Linked DNA regions of Homo sapiens: region 1 is linked to region 2. A link is an interaction called in ENCODE POLR2A ChIA-PET data of the cell type or tissue named here. Cell type or tissue: CD4-positive, alpha-beta T cell. All regions are shown on one strand. Each heading gives the region's core, and the rest is flanking DNA. Links, peaks and the distances in the headings are about the cores only.

Region 1 (5,382 bases), core at 140-5,139, 64 kb before region 2:
CCATGCCACACAGCTTGTGCAACAGGGTGGAAAGAAGGGTACAAGCTGCCGTGAGTCAGTGAGAATGGAATGTGAAAATGTGGAATGTCCATCCAGCACCAAAAAGAGGTCACAAGTTCACTGGAATATATGAGGGCTTTGTCTCTGAGTGAAAGAGTGCTTCCAGACCACAGTGCACAGGGGTCAGAGGGCGGGATCCAAGGCCTGACAGGCTGCAGCCTTACCTGGGTTTTACCAATTGCCACCTGTGCAAGTTTGGATAAGTCACTTTGTTTCTACTCTGTACCTCAGTTTCCTCATCCATAAAATGGGAATAATTGTAGTACCTACCTCAACCTCATACAGTGAGAATCAAAAGAGTCAATTTCTAGGAAGTGCTTACACAGTGCTGGGCATACAGTGAGATACAGTGAGCTCTATGTTAAGTGCTGGCCATCATTAAGACTGTTACTCAGGCATTGAAACGGTCCTGAAAAGATCACATGAGCAATGCAGTACCAGCGGGTGCTCTTATAGAGACTCGGAGATACTGTTTTTCTGTGGAAGTAATCGTGTAGCAGTCTTCACTAACTTTAGGGTTATTCTGAGTCTTTTAATTCCTTCAGATGTGCTACCAACAATTCTAGAAGCTAAGAACTTTGACTGGGGACCTACCACAAGACTTATGGAGTGTGCCTGAAATGGCCTTTGGCTGTACCCCCAAATTCACGCACACCACTACAGAGAGGGTATATCTGGGGTCCCCGCTCCCCAAGCCACAGTTCCAGTGAACAGGCTACAGGAGGAGCCTCCTCTAAAGTGTCAATAATGATTGAGTATATATAAGGTTGCCATTACAATTAAGCAAGGAAAGGGAGAATTAACTAATAACTGACTATTTTGAAAAAAATTGATTGCAGAATACAAAAAGAAAGTTTACAAATTTATATTAAGTACAATTCAATATCAAATAAATAAGCACAAGGTTTCATAAAGTTATTTCTAATCATAAAAGCAGTGAAATCAATTTAAAAATGCAGTATCCATAGATTTTGACTATATAAATGCTGAAAAGATATTTTTTTACCAACAAAACCAAACTGAGAACTTAATTGGCAAACAGGGAAAGGTAACTGTAGCATTATAACAGATGAAGGGTTAGTGTCTTTACTGTATATAAAGCACTTTCTTTTTTTTTTTTTTTTTTTTTTTTTGAGACGTAGTCTCGCTCTGTCGCCCAGGCTGGAGGCAGTCGCGCGATCTCGGCTCACTGCAAGCTCCGCCTCCCGGGTTCACGCCTTTCTCCTGCCTCAGCCTCCTGAGTAGCTGGGACTACAGGCGCCCGCCACCGCACCCGGCTAATTTTTTGTATTTTTAGTAGAGACGGGGTTTCACCGTGGTCTCAGTCTCCTGACCTCGTGATCCGCCCGCCTCGGCCTCCCAAAGTACTGGGATTACAGGCTTGAGCCACCGCGCCCGGCCTATAAAGCACTTTCAAATAAATTGGGTAGAGACAATAGAAAGGATACCAACAGATAATTCATAAAATGGACATAAACATAAAAATACTTCTCTCTCAGGAATAAAAGAAAAAAATGACCATTTCGGGGGTGGTGGCACACTCCTGTAGTCCCAGCTACTCAGGAGGCTGAGGTGGGAAAATAGCTTGAAATCGGGAGGCGGAGGCTGCAGTGAGCTGAGATTGTGCCACGGCACTCCAGCCTGGGCGACAGAACGAGACTCCATCTCAAATTTTAAAAAAAGAAAAAAATGACCATTGAAAATAATCACTATTCTCCTTTCACATCAGCATTAATTTTTTTTAATTGTAAAGCACACTATCACTGATAATGGGGTGAAGTGTGCTCTCAAGCACTGCTTGGGAGTGTGTATTGGTCCAACCTTTCTAGAGGGCAGTTTCACAAAGAGTCAAATCCATTGACTTCCAAGTTCCTTTCTAGGAATGTGTCCAAAGGAAATAATCACAAATGCACAAAGGGATATACATGTAGCCGGGCGCGGTGGCTCACGCCTGTAATCCCAGCACTTTGGGAGGCCAAGGCGGGTGGATCACGAGGTCAGGAGATCGAGACCATCCTGGCTAACACAGTGAAACTGCGTCTCTACTAAAAATACAAAAATTAGCCAGGCGCGGTGGCGGGCGCCTGTAGTCCCAGCTAGTCGGAAGGCTGAGGCAGGAGAATGGCGTGAACCCAGGAGGCGGAGCTTGCAGTGAGCCGAGATCGCACCACTGCACTCTGGCCTGGGCCAAAGAGTGAGACTCCGTCTCAAAAAAAAAAAAAAAAAAGATATACATGTAAAAATGTTTTGGTATTATTCAGAATAGCAACAGAACTTATAATCACAAAAAGTAAGCTATTGAAATGCCCAGTAATGAGAAAATAATTATATTAGTAATGCTGAGTCCAGTCCATGGGATTTTATGTCACATTTTACAGGCAACATTTTCAAATTTTATCTTATGACATGGGTAAATGTTTATAATCTAATATTAAGTGGTCAGCAGCGATGGCTCATGCCTGTAATCCCAGCTCTTTGGGAGGCCGAGGGGGGTAGATCACTTGAGGCCAAGAGTTTGAAACCAGCCTGCCCAACATGGCATAACCCTGTCTCCACTAAAAATACAAAAATCAGCAAGATTGGTAGTGCATGCCTGTCATCGCAGCTACTCAGGAGGCTAAGGCAGGAGAATCGCTTGAACCCAGGAGGTGGACGCTGCAGTGAGCCAAGATCACACCACTGCATTCCAGCCTGGGTGACAGAGCGAGACTCTGACTCAAAAAAAAAAAGTGAAAAAGAGCAAAAAACAAAACTATACAGTCATGTACCTCATAGTGACATTTCGGTCAACAATGTACTACAAATATGATGGTGGTTCCATAAGATTATGATGGAACTGAACGTTTTCTGTCACCTATTGATATCGTAGCCATCATAATGTCATGGCACAACACATTATCCAGGTGTTTGTGATGATGCTGGTATAAACAGATCTACTGCATTGCCAGTTGTTTAAAAAAAGCACACACAGGACTGGGCGCGGTGGCTCACGCCTGTAATCCAGCACTTTGGGAGGCCAAGGCGAGCAGATCACCTGAGGTCAGGAGTTCAAGACCGGACTGGCCAACATGGCAAAACCCATGCCTTCTAAAAATACAAAAATTAGCTGGGCATGGTGGCGGGCGCCTGTAGTCCCAGCTACTCGGGAGGCTAAGCCAGGAGAATTGCTTGAACCCAGGAGGTGGAGGTTACAGTGAGCCGAGATGGTGCCACTGCACTCCAGCCTGGGTAACAGAGTGAGACTCTGTCAAAAATAAATAAATAAATAAATAAATAAATATTTTTTTTAAAAAAACACATACAATTATGTACAGTACGTTAATACTTTATAGTGATCTATGCTACTAGTTTATTTACTGTACTATAGTTTTATCATTATTTATACTCCTTTTACTTTTTTTTTTAAGCTATTTTTTAAGCGAACAAGAAGGTCCCTCAGGAGGTATTCCAAAAGAAGGCATTGTTCTCATAGGAGATGACAGTTTTTTGCATGTTACTGTCCCTGAAGAGCTTCCAGTGGGACAAGATGTGAAGGTGGAAAATAAGTTATTGAAGATCCTGACCCTGTGTAGGCCTAGGCTAATGTGTGTGTGTTTGTGTCTTAGTTTTTAATGAAAATATTTAGAAAATGAAAATAAATAAATCATTTTAAAAATAGAAAAAAACTTAAAGGATAAGGATATAAAGAAAGAAAATATTTTTGTTCAACTGTACAACGTGTTTGTTTTCAGTGTTATTACAATAGAGCCAAAAAGTTGAAACAAATTTTAAGAGTTAATAGAGTAAAAATGTTATAGTAAGCTAAGATTAATTTATTATAGAAGAAAACATTTGTTTATAAATGTAGTGTAAGCTGAGTGTGCAGTGTTTATAAAGTCTACAGTAGTGCACAGTAATGTCCTAGGCCTTCACATTCAATCACCACTCACTCATTGACTCACCCAGAGCAACATCCCGTCCTGCAAGCTCTATTTATGCTATGTGCCCTACACTAGTGTAGCACATTTTATCGTCTATACCATATTTTTGCTTTACCTTTACTATGTTTAGATACACAAATGCTGTGGTACAATTGCCTACAGTATTCAGTACAGTAACATGCTGTACAGGATGGCAGCCTAGGAGTAATAGTCTGTACCATGTAGTCTGGGTGTGTAGTGGGCTATACCATCTAGGTTTGTGTAGATACACTCTATGATGTTCTCATAACGACAAAATCACCTACTGACAGGTTTCTCAGAACTATCCCTGGCATTAAGTGACTTATGACTATACATAGTGTGATTACATTTTTGTAAATAAAAAATACATGTAACTCCAGCACTGTGCTCAGAACAGTTGGTGGTAGTTAAATGTTAAAATCTTTCTATGCCCTCAGATCAACAAGGATTTCTCCATTCTCACTGCTCTAATCATTCCTCAGGAACACACACATAAGACCAGCAAGTACAAAGTCATCTAACCTGCCTAGATGTTAGGCCTGTTTCCATCCTGTTCCAGGCCCCTGAAAAGGTAGTTGTTACATGCTCATAATATCATCCTTGACCCAGTCCATTCTCATGGAAGGGAACTTCCAAGGGGGGAAGGGGAGGAGAGGATAGAAGGGCGATTCACTTAGTAAGTGAGCAACAAAATGGCCTTAGTGTTAGCCAAACTCACACAGCATCTTCGAGACTTTCAGTCATTTCTTCAGGTTCTATCATTGTATCCCAGCCCATAGGAAGATCACACTGTGGGAGATTTAAGATTTGCACTGCTAGCCGGTCCACCAGCCCTGCCACCCCGGCAGACACTACCTGCCACTGTCCTAATCCCTGAGAGCTGTACCCACCTCAGGCAGTAGCACCTTTCAGAGCTTCGTCCTGTTCTTTGTTTTCTGGCCTTGCAGCTGTGAGGACCTTTCAACCACTTTGCCTTCTCCTCAGGAACTTGCCTTGTCCTTCTTGTGGCCTTTGGGTTAGTCACCACCCATTTTCAGCCATGCTTATTTGGAGTGCAGAATGGGGAACAAGAGACAGTTCAGATTCTGCTGGTGGGGGTTGTGGGAGGGATGGAAAGAGCAGAGGTACACAACTATGCACTATGAAACAACCAGACCCTTCAGGCTTCTGAGCTCACCTACCACTAACACTTCTCCCCACTCCTCCATTGCATGATGCAGGGGCTCCGTAAAGGAGGTGGGGTAGGATGCAAACCCATCCTGCAGCATAAGTCAAGTGTATGCAACATACCAAAATTTCAATGATCACTTTTGAGTTTATATTTTCTTCTTATCTGTGTTTTCATAATTTTTGTAATCCAGTCATTCGGGAACTACTGCCA
Region 2 (5,382 bases), core at 328-5,327:
AGAATATGTATTATGTATGTGTATATATCTTATAAAAATAAATGTTTGCCAACTGCACTTTCAGGAGGACCCTTGAGGCAATGCCAAATGAAACAAAAATATAGGGTACCAATCCTTACACTAGTAAGAACCATCATTTTAGAAAGTAAGACAACCTTGAATCCAGCTACAATTACAAAGAAAGGAATTTTTTAGCATCTGAGCTCATTCCCAAAATGAAATTCTACCACCATGATGTGTGGAAAGAACATTTTTTTCTCCAGAGTCAGAGAAACAAGTATTGAACCCTAGCTCTACCATGGACTCAGTCAATGGCCTTAGGCAAATTACTTAATCTGTATTTCAGTTTCCTTGCCTGTAAAATAGGCTTAAAACTACTAACCCCTTAGGATCATGTAAAGATTCTATGAGATAGAATATACAAAGCTCTTGGCACCAAGTAGGTGTATGAAAAATGATAGCACTCCTCCCACCCCACCCCTTCACCAAACTATGCAAGAGTTGGGTTTTGTGGGGGGGTTTCTTGCGGTTGTTTAAAGAGAATAACTCTTAAAGTCTGAAACTGTATTTAGGAGACAATAATTAACACTGCATTACCATTGTTTAATTCACAACCACATTTTCGCACTGAATTCCCACATCTCTAAATCATACTTCTGCATATACTCATTGCCATCTACCTCACGTTTGACAGTGCAGTGGTCTATGGCCAGAACCACCCTGAACGCACCTGACCTCAGAAGTTAAGCAGGGTTAGGCCTGGTTAGTAATTGGATGTGAGATAGTACAGTAGTACAAAGGACAAGATTGTTTGGAGCACTCATCAAAAATCCTGACAAGTTTCAGCTAATGAGTTGGTAACAATGATCATATCAGACAAGTTCATTGTCTATAAAGGAGAGGTCATGTTCTGCCTTTCTTCTGTGTATGATTTTAAAAAGCAAAGCCAAATTTTTACGAAGAAATTCGGCCGGGTGCAGTGGTTCACTCTTGTAATCCCAGCATTTTGGGAGGCTGAGGTGGGCTGCTAAGGTCAGGAGCTCGAGACCAGCCTGGCCAACATGGTGAAACCTGTCTCTACTAAAAACTACAAAAATTAGGCAGGCGTGGTGGCGGGCACCTGTAATCTCAGCTACTTGGGAGGCTGAGGTAGGAGAATCCCTTGAACCTGGGAGGTGGCAGTTGCAGTGAGCCGAAATTGCGCCATTGCACTCCAGCCTGGGCGACAGAGCGAAACTCCATCTCAAAAAAAAAAAAAAATCAGTGGAGCATAGTAAGTCATTCGTTCCGTTAATAAGTGTTTACTCAGCATCTATAATGTGCCTGGCACCATTCTAGGATCTAGGAATTCAGACTGGCAAACAAAGGCCCTGCTCTCATGCAACTTACGCTCCAGTAACTTGAAAAGTTTTGGCACTTCGTGATGAAGCCAATGACTTCATTTCATCACTTCATTTGCAATGAAGCAAATGGGACTAAGAACTGGGAAACGGGCTATCCATGCATTATTTTTAAAATATAATTTAATTTTAAAATATAATTCCCTTGTGTTAGATTTCTAACCCCAGTGTGCCCAGTTAAAAATGAAGAGGACCAATTAGAATGTACTGAGGTATTCTGATTTCCAAGTAAATATTCAGCTATTGGAATAAGAATAAGAAGTTCCATTGCTTTTATACCAGCATTGTTTTTCATATGGAACCAATTTCTTGAAATATCCTCAAGAGTATCTCTGGAGGTTCACTGTCATATGATACTTGAAACTTGAAAGCAAACCATAATATAGGAATTTAAAATATGGAACTGGTTGAAGGGATTTTCTAATTCTAGTGTCCCACAAACCTTAAACCCTAGATTCAGTTCCATGCTACTCACAAACTCAGGAATTTCTCTAGAGCTCAGCTTCCTCTTCTATTAAATGAGAAGTACAATGGCACCTATCAGAGCTGGCTAACTGCTCTAGCAAACGACTTGAAATCTCAGTAGCCTGACACAATAAAGGCCTATTTCTTGCTCATATCATAATCCAGTGCTGTTTGGCAGGGTGGTCCTATTCTCCCTCATTGATCAGAAACCCAGGCTTTTCAATCACATGATTCCAGCATCTTCCAGAGCCTTGTCCTCCTCTGCATTCTGTTGATATATGAGGAAAAAAAGAAGATGTGGAGGACCACATGGGCTTTTTTTCTAGCCCAGGCCTGGGGAAGGTTTCCATCTCCTCTGTCCACATTCCAATGGCAAGGACTCAGTCATGTGGCTGCACCTATCTGCAAGGAGGCTGGGGAATGTAGTTTGACTGTGTGCCCTAGGGGAAGAGGAAACAGCTTGGTGAACACGTAGGAGACATCACCACAGTACTTACTCCAGAAGTTTGTTTGGAGGATTAAGTGAGACAATAGATAAAAGAACTCATAAAGGTCTCTAGATCAATAAATATTAGCTCTGCGCTATTATTAATGTGCTCCTGTCTAGGCTGAGGCCCATCTTCTCCATGCAGCTCACCCTGGAAGGAACAGAGAAAGCCAAGGTGTTGTCTCCTAGCTTTATGCTATCAGCAGAGATAACTATAGAAAGAGAGTCTTCAAAGCTGCCCATGCCCTTTGCCCCCTTTATCAGGCATCTTCATTTCAATTCATTCTAGATACATTTCATGGAATTGAGATGAGTGAGCAAGGAGAAGAGCCAATCTTTTCATCATATATACGTTCAGATAACGCTGGCTCTTTTTGGCCACCATTTCTCAGCATAAGCTCACTTAATGTTAAATTATACCTAACCCATATGACCCTGAACTCTGAAAGAAGCTGGGATTCACCATTCATTTATCCAGCTCTGTTCTCCAAGCTGCCACAGTGATTTCTTCTAAACAGTGTACATCTGATCATGCCAGTACCTGCTTAAAATCCTTCATTGTCTCTCCACTGAATTAGAATAAATTCCAAATGTGTTATGCAGAGACAGTTATCCCCCATCCCACCCTCCCAGGATCAGCCCCTGCCTCCCTCTCCAACCTCATTTCACATTGCTCTCTTCCCCTCCTACCTCATTCATTCATTCAACAGCTATTTCTCCAGCCTTTAGCCTAGGCATTAGAGATAGAGGAAAACAGACAGCACCCCTGCCCTGGTGGTGGGGGATTGCACTCCAGTCACAGAGGCCTTCCTTTAACTTACTCTCTGCCTCTGTGCTTGGTGTTGGCTGTCCTCTTCCTCCATTTCTTCTTTCAGAGGCCTGTTTAGAACAGTCCCTCCACCCTTGGTTACTCTCTCACCAGCATCCTACGTGCATTCTTCATAGTATTTATCAATCTGGAAGATTGTTTGACATGTTTTTGTGCATTTAATATCTGCCTTCCTTTACCACAGAGCAATTTCCATGAGGGTAAGGATCTCATTTACCTTATTAACTTTTGTATCCTGAACAACTGCTTGCCTGGCACAAAGCAGACAGACAATAAACATCTATGGAATGAATGGATTAATGAATGAATGAATGAACCAGCAGGAAACAACCAACGCATCTGGTGATGGCCCCCAGGCCTGAGGAGAAAGTGTGAGCTCCAGTTTTCTTCCTGGGAGCCTGTGCTCATCTCTGTCCTCTCTGACTGTTGTTTTGCAGGGAATGACACCACTCCACTGGGCGGCTTTCCACAACCAGCCTCAACACACACAAATGCTGCTGAAGAAGGGGGCAGACCCCACCCTTGTGGATAAAGACTTTAAAACCGCTCTCCACTGGGCAGTCCAGGTGAGAAATTGACCTGTGGACTGGTCTCAGGTTTAAATGGTGGAAAGCAGTGTTAACAATTTTCTGAGTAGGTCAAACTTTAAAGATGGAGGTTTCAGCTCTTGATTCAGCTCCACCACTTGTTGAAAAGAAACCCTGCCAAGATGCAAAGGGGAGTAGTTATAAAATATCAAGCAGAGCCTGCCTTGGGTGGCACACACAGACACACACATACCCCTCTCATTCTCTCTGTTTCTCTCTCCATCTCAATGTTTGCTACCGGCTTACTGTGTCCCAGAGTAAACCTTCAAAGAATTGCTGGGAAAATGCCTTCAAAGTCTTTGAACCATGACTCTCTGACTCTCTTCTTGCTTCCAAATCCTCCCCAGCAGAGTCATTTCAGGTGATCCTGAATTCTACACCCGACAGTGAAAGTAGTGGCTCATGACCCTGCATCACTATCACATAAGGGAGTCCACGTCAATACACACAACCAAACAAATCAGAATAGGCTCAAGAAATCTATTGTCCAGAGAGGGCAAAACCAAGAGTAAGGTGAAAGAATAATAATCACTAATGTGTAACCGAGTGCTTTCTATTTTCAAGGGGAATGATTAACTAAAAGTTATCTATTCCTTTTTTCAAGGAGAGCATCCTTTGCATAAACTTGCCAGCCCGTCTCTGTCTTCAGCACAGACACCCCCACAGTTGATTTCTGTTGGCCCAGAAAGGGCACCTGTCTGAGCTACTGCCAGGACCCTGTGAGAATAGTTTCTGCTGCCCTGACTGTGGTTTCAGTCAGCATTTCCATGTGCCAAGTACAGCAGAAGTGGGCACCTGGGACTTTCAGGATTGACATGTGTGCCTGATGTAAGGGGAAAACAGAAGTGATCTGGAAACTGCTCTGTTTTCATCCCTCTAACCTTGGCTTCAGTTTCTCTGCACCAGTTTCTCTGCAAAGCTATGCAGTGAGCAAGGCTTGTTTTGTCATCTCCACCTGCCCATAGCACCCTCCTACATACTTTCAGTATCTAATCACCTGCCCTGCCACCATCGCTGCCAGTCTCTGCCCAGGACTCCATGCCCTGGGGCTGGCCTCTGGCTGGTCAGGGGTCACCACTGTAGCGGTGGCCACAGAGGAACCTGGCTGGGCTCCCAGGAAGCTCCTCATGTGTTGGTTCTCAGCTGAGATGAAAGTGGCACCAGAAGCAGGCACTTTCTACATAGTCACCTCAACACCACTGCACTCTGATTCCCTAGATCCAGGATGCATGTGCATTTTGAAAAACCTCCCCAGGTAATTCTGACTGACATGCGTCCCCCTTCCACCATCCCAGCCCCAGTGTAGAGCTGCTGTCTTAGACCTGGCCTTGCGATGGAATCACCAGCAGTGCTTGTAAAACAACAGATTCCCAGACCCCCGCTGGGCCCTCACAGGGTGGAATCGCTGGGTTTTTGTTGTTGTTGTTTAGTTTTGTTTTGTTTTCTGAAATGGAGTCTCACTCTGTAGCCCAGGCCAGAGTGCAGTGGTGCGATCTCAGCTCACTGCAACCTCCACCTCCCGGGTCCTGGTTCAAGCAATTCTCCTGCCTCAGCCTCCCGAGTAGCTGGGATTATAGGCACACACCACCATGCCCAGCTAATTTTTGTATTCTT

The links. ChIA-PET counts read pairs that join two places held together with the same protein. Peaks named below come from ENCODE experiments on the same cell type or tissue, not always from the same donor. Only the 100,000 strongest peaks of a DNase experiment are listed, where the experiment ranks them.
Region 1: POLR2A ChIA-PET joins it to region 2 with 6 read pairs; 7 of 35 experiments call an interaction of 5 or more read pairs at or near these places.

What each region holds. Positions count from the first base shown.
Region 1 is chr5:56,206,372-56,211,753 of GRCh38, reverse strand. The region is part of intron 2 of ANKRD55 (ankyrin repeat domain 55); the gene reads left to right. Among named protein-coding and RNA genes, the nearest start is that of ANKRD55, 24 kb to the left of the region's middle. In CD4-positive, alpha-beta T cell, for the core only: no CTCF peak of the experiment used is centred there; no DNase peak of the experiment used is centred there.
Region 2 is chr5:56,142,166-56,147,547 of GRCh38, reverse strand. It overlaps ANKRD55 (ankyrin repeat domain 55), which reads left to right. Exons shown (of 12, transcript NM_024669.3): 7 at 3,619-3,747. It also overlaps the pseudogene RNA5SP184. Among named protein-coding and RNA genes, the nearest start is that of ANKRD55, 88 kb to the left of the region's middle. In CD4-positive, alpha-beta T cell, for the core only: no CTCF peak of the experiment used is centred there; no DNase peak of the experiment used is centred there; H3K4me3 peaks cover 382 bases; H3K27ac peaks cover 1,933 bases.